Regions from separate parts of the Homo sapiens genome. Here region 2 is linked to region 1. The links are chromatin loops, found by intact Hi-C in ENCODE. Cell type or tissue: heart right ventricle. All regions are shown on one strand. Each heading gives the region's core, and the rest is flanking DNA. Links, peaks and the distances in the headings are about the cores only. Region 1 overlaps ARNT (aryl hydrocarbon receptor nuclear translocator). Region 2 overlaps PRPF3 (pre-mRNA processing factor 3).

Region 1 (4,400 bases), core at 162-4,161:
TTCAGCTTTGCGGGCCAGAAAGTCTGTTGCAACTAGTCAACTCTAGCATTATAGCATGAAAATAGCCATAGATAATATGTAAAAATATGGGCATGGCTATGTTCCAATAAAACTTTATTTACAAATAAAGGGCTGTGGTTTGCTTACTCCTGCTCTACATTAACCACAACTTAATGTAATTGCTACAGTTCATTATTATCTTGCTCTTGCCTATGTCTTTGCATTAGCCATGTCCACATATTGGGATACTCCTGCCAATGCTACTTTCCCTCTCCCTATCCTTTAAAACAAAAATAAAACTTACATAGGGTTAATATGTGTCATGCTCTGTTCTAAATATCTTTACATATATTAATTCATCTAATCTTCATAACAACTTTATAAAGTCAGTATTAACATTATCGCCAATGTGAGATGATGAAATCAAAGCACAATGTAGTCATGTAATCATCCAAGGTTTCAGAAGATAGCATCAAAGCTAGAATTCAAATCCATAGAATATGGATTAAAACAAAATCCAGCAGTCTGGGTCTAGAAGCTACTCTAAATTACACGCTGGGTGCAGTGGTTCAGGCCTGTAATCTCAGCACTTTGGGAGGCTGACGCAGGCGAATCACTTGAGGTCAAGAGTTTGAGGCCAGCCTGGCCAACATGGTGAAACACTGTTTTACTAAAAATACAAAAATTAGCCAGCTGTGGTGGCAATCCAGCTACTCAGGAAACTGAGGCATGAGAATCGCTTGAACCCAGGAGGTAGAGGTTGTAATGACCCAAGATCATGCCACTGCACTCCAGCCTGGGCAACAGAGCAAGACTCTGTCTCAAAAAAATAAATAAATAAAAATAAAAATAAATCACTAAACCACATAATGTTCAATTTTGTGCCTCTCCAAGCAAACCTTTAATATCCTACCCATAATTTCTAGCAACTATCCTCTCAGTACAATGTAGTCAATTTCCATTATATAGCCTGAACTTTGTGACCCTGAGATGCCTTTTGTACCTGTATAGAAAGGACCACCATATTTTCTACAGAATCCTAAAACGTACAGTATATAATTTATAAACACTAAACACCTACTGAAAGACATAGGAAGTCTCAAATTTCTAACCAAAAAAAAAAAGAAGAAATGGTCTGAGTAAATGGATATTGCCTTGTGTTGTAACAGGGAAAAAGTAGAGGTTTTGTAGTCAGACTACTATGAATTAAAACAAAATCCTGTATCAAACAGTATGTAACAGTGGGAAATTCATTTCTTTTTCTTTTTCTTTTTTTTTTTTTTGAGACAGAGTTTCACTCTTTTTGCCTAGGCTGGAGTGTAATGGCACAATCTCGGCTCACTGCAACCTCCACCTCCTGGGTTCAAGCAATTGTCCTGCCTCAGCCTCCAAGTGGCTGGGATTATGGGCGCACGCCACCACGCCCGTCTAATTTTGTTGTTGTTTTTTTTTAGTAGAGATGGGGTTTCACCATGTTGGCCAGGCTGGTCTCAAACTCCTGACCTCAGGTGATCCACTCGCCTCAGCCTCCTAAAGTGCTGGGATTACAGCCTTGAGCCACTGCACCTGGCCAAGTTCATTTCTTTATATCTGTTTTTCCATCTGCAAAATGGTAACCATCAATCTTACACTACAAGGCAATTGTGAGGATAAAATAAGATGACAGATATAAAGCACCTATCATAGTGTCTGGCAAGTTCAGAAACGTTAGTTCCCTTTCCAAATACTTTATTCTGTGTTACAATCCATCTGGGTATGGAGAGTTAAATTTAATCCACTGGAGCTAATCCAACTTAACTCTGACAGAAATAAAACTCTCAGCTCTTGATCCTTCCTATACCAAATCACAATCCTCAGCTTGACACTCACCTCATTCGGCAAATAAACGATCTCCTTGAGCCCATACACATTCTCATGGAAGACTGCTGACCTTCCTTTTTCACTGTTCCAGTCTTTAGATCCAGGATACGCCCTGAAGGAAGATGTGAAGAGCAGTCTGGAGTGCATTTTTGTGTGTGGGGAAGAGGGGGAGAGATACTGAAGGCAAAGATAAGTAAGCATCCTATTCATGCCCTTAATCTCCTTGCTTATAACAGAACTGACCAAGCAGGAGATGAATTTTTTTTCAAGCCTAAAATACTTCAATTATCATCAATGAATCTCACTCTTAAGTTCAAAGGCAGCATTGAAAATAACATTGTGCAAGGAAAAGTAGGAGTGGAAAGTAGTAGTAGAAAACAAGAGGCAAGGCTATATTCTCATAGCTGATTATCTGTATACACATACAGACATACATACAGAGTAAATGTCATTGGTTGAAAAACAAGTACTTTTCTGTAGTCCCAGCTAATCAGGAGGCTGAGGCAGGAGGACTGCTTGAGGGCAGGAGTTTGAGGCTGTAGTGTGCTATGACTGTGCCTGTGAAGAGTCACTGTACTCTAGCCTCAGCAATAAAGCAAGACCTTGTCTCAAAAAAAAAAAAAAGAATAAAAAGAAAAAATTTTAAAAAGAAAAAAACCAAGTAATTTTATATGTTATAGAAACATATAGATCTGTTTGTCTTCTTTATTATACAGAAACGAAGAACAACTTTTGGGGAAAAGGAAGAACTAGAAAAATGAAATCATAAAAACATAAAGGAGGGGAAAACTGGTCAAGTGTGGTGGCTCATGCCGATAATCCCAGCCCTTTGAGAAGCCAAGATGGGAGGAGGAATGCTGAAGGCCAGGAGTTTGAGACCAGTCTGGGCAACAGACAGAACCTGTCTCTACAAAAAATTTAAAAATTGGTCAAGTGTGGTGACATGAACTACTCCTAGCTACTCAAGAAGCTGTAAGCAGGCAGATTACTGAGCCCAGAAGAGTTCAAGATTACAGTAAGCTATGATGTGCCACCGTACTCCAGCCTAGGCAAGAGAGAGACCCTGTCTCTTTTTTGGGTGGGAAAAAAGGAGGAAAACTAAAGATCAACAACACTAATATGAGTATATTGAAATTTCTTGCATTTTAACTACCAGTTTTTTTATCTGCTTCCACTTTAAATTTTTTTCTAGAGTTGCTCAAGAATAGATATGACTTGTTTCCTCTAGCCAAACTCTGGCCAAAAGACTGAACATAATAAAATAGGGGAGAAAAAAAGAACAACAGTACAGATACAAACAACAACAACAACAACAACAGAAAACACCTTATACATTGACCAATAACCATATCTATAGAATAAAAAGCTGTTATCATTGAACCTAGCACAAAGCCAAGCACCAGGAGGTAGAAAAAATACCAGATAATTATCCATACAAATGAGATAAAAACATGGATAATTCTTTTAGAACGGAAAAAAAAAAGTATTGTAGGTTTGGCTTTTACTGTTCTATTTATACCAATATTAAGATAAATGTAAAATATTATCACCAATGAAATATTTTCTAAGGCTGAGCCACAAAGTAGATAATCTCATATGGATAAAAAGAACTGACTATATTCATTAAAGTAGAAAATTCTTGAAGCCTTGCCAGAGTCAACAAACCAATTTAACAGCTAAAACATCTCTTAAGTCTCAGGAAAAAAACAAGAAAGGACTTCTCATTCATTTCCCATACACATAACTCTCACCTGTCAGGGCATTTTCTGAAGTGGAAAGCTGCTCACGAAGTTTATCCACATCATCTGGGTGCACCTGATCATAGAGTGTGCTGCCAAACCATTCAGACTGTGGCTGGTTCAAAACAGGAGTCACGGAGTCAGACACATACACCACCCTGCCTGTCTCACATGAGACAATAAACAGAAAGCCATCTGCTGCCTCCAAGATCAAATGTTTCAGTTCCTGCGCAAGAAAAAGAAATAGAAGTTAATATTTTACTCTGAAAAAACAAGTATTTCTATTCACAGGAAGAAGTAAGACACTTCAGGCCACATGCATCTCTCCGTAAGCAACTGCTGGTTCACACCTGATCCACAGCCACAGGTTTCCACCCTAAATGTAGTTCATCGATAAGAAAGTTTTTTCTAATACATGTTTCCTCACTTTCTCTATGTCACTATCCACCTCTTCCTCTCTATCTCAGGATTCAAGAAGAATAAAAAGGCTTGGGCTAGGCACAGCGGCTCCCGCCGGTAATCCCAGCACTTTGGGAGGTCAAAGTGGGAGGGTCACTGAGTCCAGGAGTTCAAGACCAGCCTAGGCAATGGGGCGAAACTCCATCTTTACAAACAAACAAAACAAAACAAAACAAAAACAAAAACAAAACTAGCCAGGTGTGGTGGCACACGCCTGTAGTCCCAGCTACTCCGGAGGCTGAGGTGGGAGGATCACCTGAGCCTGGGAAGCAGAGGTTGCAGTGAGCCGAGATCATACCACCACACTCCAGCCTGAGCGACAGAGCAAGAGACCCTGTCTCA
Region 2 (4,400 bases), core at 101-4,100, 490 kb before region 1:
ATTTACCTAGGTTTCTTTAATATTTTTATTGCTGTCCGGGCCTGGTGGCTCATGCCTGGCCAACATGGTGAAACCCCATCTCTACTAAAAATACAAACATTAGCCAGGCATGGTGGCGTGTGCCTGTAATCCTAGCTACTCGGGAGGCTGAGGCAGGAGAATTACTTGAACCCAGGAGGCAGAGGCTACAGTGAGCTGAGATCGTGCCATTGCACTCCAACCTGGGTGACAGAGTGAGAGAGAGAAAAAAAAAAAATATATATATATATATATGTATTCTTACTGCTTTGGTATACTAATATCTCTGCCTGACAGTTGACAATGACACACCAGTTACTCTGGGAGTATATCTTACCAAGAAGGAACAGAAAAAACTTCGGAGACAAACAAGGAGGGAAGCACAGAAGGAACTACAAGAAAAAGTCAGGCTGGGCCTGATGCCTCCTCCAGAACCCAAAGGTGCATTTCTCAGTGGCCTCTTCTGTTAAAAAGAGTGGCAAGTTTATGTCTTTAATCCTGGAGGAACTTTAACATCTCTGTGTTTGAGTGATTTCTGTTTCTAAGAATTATTCTTGGGGTCCTTTTTCTCCAAGTTTTCTACCATCTTTTCATATTAAGATAGGTCAACACATTCATTATAGAGGCCATTTATGGCTTATTTTTAAGCATACTGATCATACAACACTCTGGTTTTCCTGGAAGAATACAGGTCTTGAAATTCATGGAGATAGTAGTTGCAGTATTTGCGTAGACTTTTTATGTACATAATTCTTAATGTTTTAATTTTTACAATGAAAGTACAGGATAAAAAACTTGACCCTGTAGTTACATTCTCGTTCAGCAGTATTTTGACTGAGCACTATTATTTATAAGCTCTTTCACTAGATGCTGTGATCAGTGTGAAAAATATGAAAGGAATTAAGTTCCACGTCCTTCATAAATTTTCAGATAATGTAAATGCATACCAATCTTCAACTTAATTGTGTGAACTTCTGCAAATGCTGAAGTGATTGGATGGGATTTTCAAGATAGGAGTTATTGGAGGAAGTGAGTTTAGAGCAGAGATTTGAAATAGGTAAATAATATGAATTGGTATGGAAGAAATAACAAGTTACTCCAGCTGGAGAAGTGACTTCAAAGACTGATTGTTGTCCTCTCTTCACTGCAGTGAGAATTTCTAATTTGATGCGAGTATTAGGAACAGAAGCTGTTCAAGACCCCACGAAGGTAGAAGCCCACGTCAGAGCTCAGATGGCAAAAAGACAGAAGTAAGTGCCATGGGATTGGGTGGAAACCTCGGGCAAGTACCTTTCCCAAACTCTTCTGGGGGGTCCATATTTGGAGGGAGGGGAGAGTTCTCCGTTGCTCTCTCTTTCCCTCAGCCCTGCCTCTGATCTTCAATGCCTTTCTCACTTGTGGATGTCCTTCCTGTCACGACAGAGCGCATGAAGAGGCCAACGCTGCCCGAAAACTCACAGCAGAACAGAGAAAGGTCAAGAAAATTAAAAAGCTTAAAGAAGACATTTCACAGGGGGTACACATATCTGTATATAGGTAGGTGTCCATACTGGGCCAAACTTCCCCTTAGAATTACTAAAACATTTTCCAAGTGCTTGAGGCAGAATCATTGTGGCCTAAAAGCATACCTAACACCAGTTCCTACTCTCTTTTAATGACCCTAGTGTGGATCAAGAGCTAGTAAATCTTGTAAAATAGCGAGAGTTAATGACTTATGTTTATGGTTACCCAGTTCTTCCCTCTCAAGTCTTCTTTTTTTTTTTACCAGAATATTAGTTCTGAACAAGTCAATATACTTGTTCAGGCCAAGATGTGAACTAAAGATTGTATGTCCTTTGAGAACTATAAAATATCATCCTATTTCTTTTTTTTTTCATCTTTTTTTTTTTAAATGGTCTGAGTTTGCTTCCAACATCCATGGAAGCATTACAAATTTTCTTTCCTCCGTAGTCATATCCTTACCCTGATGTATTGCTGTGTTTCATCCTCACTCCAAAATGCATTTTATATGTTGTAAATATTTTTCTACCTTTGTGTTGATTTAATGTTTTTATTCTTTTATGTTGAGTACATGTGTATCTTCTATTTTTAAAATGTGCTTATTTCTATTAACTAGTTCTTTATTATAAAAGTGGTACATTATCACAAAAATAGTGAATGCTTATTAAGATTTAAAAAATTGTCTGACAACACAGAAGAATACTTACTCAAAATGTCTCCTTTCTATTCTCTGATCCCTTAGAACCACTCTCTTTAGGTAATTGCTATTAACAGTTTTTCACATATCCTCCTAGAAAATTTTCATGCCTATATAGTGATCCTATATATATATTTTATTTATTTATTTATTTATTTTGAGACGGAGTTTCAGTCTTGTTGCCCAGGCAGGAGTGCAATGGCGCGATCTCAGCGCACTGCAACCTCTGCCTCCCAAGTTCAAGCAATTCTCCTGCCTCAGCCTCCTGAGTAGCTAGGATTACAGGCACGCACCCCCACGCCCGGCTAATTTTTGTATTTTTAGTAGAGATGGGGTTTCACCATGTTGGCCAGGCTGGTCTTAAACTCCTGACCTCGTGATCTGCCCACTTTGGCCTCCCAAAGTGCTGGGATTACAGGCATGAGCCACCGCACCCAGCCAAGTAATCCTATATTATAAGAGTCTAAGGGTCTAGAGGACAAAAAGTCTGTAGGTCTTTACATTGTCAAGAACAATGAGATTGTAAGTATTTTTGGATGATAGTAAATACCTCTCCCTGACTCTTAGAGTAAACTTTGGTTAGTAATGTAATGGTTAATGTAAAGTGCTAGACTTTGAAGAAATGTAAGAGTGTGGAAATATTTCTAGACTCATCAACTCTACCTTTTAAGCATTCATCTATTTGTTTACTCCAGAGGCCTTTGTTTATAGAGAGGAAACCATTTTGGATTCATCTTTTTACTTGCCACTCCATTCAGGCAGCTGCTGATGCTAAAATGGAAGACATAACTAAACTTTCCCTTCTCCAGAGTTCGAAATTTGAGCAACCCAGCCAAGAAGTTCAAGATTGAAGCCAATGCTGGGCAACTGTACCTGACAGGGGTGGTGGTACTGCACAAGGATGTCAACGTGGTAGTAGTGGAAGGGGGTGAGTCTGAAAAACTTGAGGGAGACTGTCCCCAGACAACCCTAGGCTTAGAGTGATTAGCATTGTGGGGAGAAAGGAGAAAAAGATCGTATTTTAGTGCCATACCTGATATAATATGCTAGGTCTCTGCTTCTGTGTTTTTTGGAGTAGAAGGCCCTAAGATGTGGTTCCTGAGATTGCTTCAACTACCACATTAATGTCTGAGCTCAGAGGTTCTTTCTACCCCATCATCTTCCACAGTTCTGGCAAAATTATTCTTCTCTGTTTCCAGGCCCCAAGGCCCAGAAGAAATTTAAGCGTCTTATGCTGCATCGGATAAAGTGGGATGAACAGACATCTAACACAAAGGGAGATGGTGAATGGGGGTTAGAGGGGATTAAGGGGGAGAGCTATGGGAGGTGGGGATGGTGCATCTGTCCGTTCATCTTATTTCCTCCCTGTGACACTCTTGATAACACTAGATAGTGTTCAGGAATTTTAGAAAGACCCGTTTAGACTTTGAGCCTCCTAGACATTCATACAATATTTACTACATGATTATATGCATGAATGGTAAAGCTATTTTTTTGCCTATCATTTAAGGCTTTTCTACCAGCTGGTTTCTGTGTCTGTCCTGGATCTGAGTACCGGTTACATGAATTTATTCAGTATTTGAAAATTCAGCAAGCAGCTAGGCATGGTGGCTCATGCCTGTAATCCTAGCACTTTGGGAGGCTGAGGCGGGCAGATTGCCTGAGGCCAGGAGTTCGAGACCAGCCTGGGCAAACAACGTGGTGAAACCCCATATCTACAAAAAGTACAAAAATTAGCTGGATGTGGTGGCACACACCTGTATTCCCAGCTACTCAGGAAGCTGAGGTGGGAGGATCACTTGAGCTTGGGGAGGTCGAGGCTGCAGTAAGCTGTGATCGTGCCACTGCAATCCAGCCTGGGTGACAGAATGAGACCCTGTCTCAAAAAAAAGAAAAAGCAAATCTAGTAAGCTATACATTCATGTGTACAGTGTCTATATTATATTATTATTTGATTTTTTTTTTTTTAAGGATTGAAGCCAAAAAGATCTTCAGGTCAAAAAAGCTCTGCTTTGATCAAACTATTTCTTTTGTCTGATATATATATATACACACATACACATACATACACACACACACACATACATACACACATGTACACACACATACACATACACACAATACACACACATACATGTACATGTACATACTCACACATATGCTCTTCAACTTAATGATGGGGTTA

What was found. A loop is a pair of places that touch in the nucleus more often than their neighbours do. Peaks named below come from ENCODE experiments on the same cell type or tissue, not always from the same donor. Only the 100,000 strongest peaks of a DNase experiment are listed, where the experiment ranks them.
Region 2: it touches region 1 in a loop (4-fold over the local background); 5 of 110 quality-filtered maps call a loop at or near these places.

What each region holds. Positions count from the first base shown.
Region 1 is chr1:150,832,669-150,837,068 of GRCh38, forward strand. ARNT (aryl hydrocarbon receptor nuclear translocator) reads right to left here. Exons shown (of 22, transcript NM_001668.4): 7 at 3,612-3,825; 8 at 1,870-1,972. Among named protein-coding and RNA genes, the nearest start is that of CTSK, 27 kb to the left of the region's middle. RefSeq lists an enhancer at 3,673-3,817 and a cis regulatory region at 3,745. In heart right ventricle, for the core only: no CTCF peak of the experiment used is centred there; no DNase peak of the experiment used is centred there; H3K27ac peaks cover 670 bases.
Region 2 is chr1:150,342,994-150,347,393 of GRCh38, forward strand. It overlaps PRPF3 (pre-mRNA processing factor 3), which reads left to right. Exons shown (of 16, transcript NM_004698.4): 10 at 316-459; 11 at 1,169-1,268; 12 at 1,441-1,554; 13 at 3,025-3,143; 14 at 3,415-3,498. Among named protein-coding and RNA genes, the nearest start is that of RPRD2, 19 kb to the right of the region's middle. In heart right ventricle, for the core only: no CTCF peak of the experiment used is centred there; no DNase peak of the experiment used is centred there.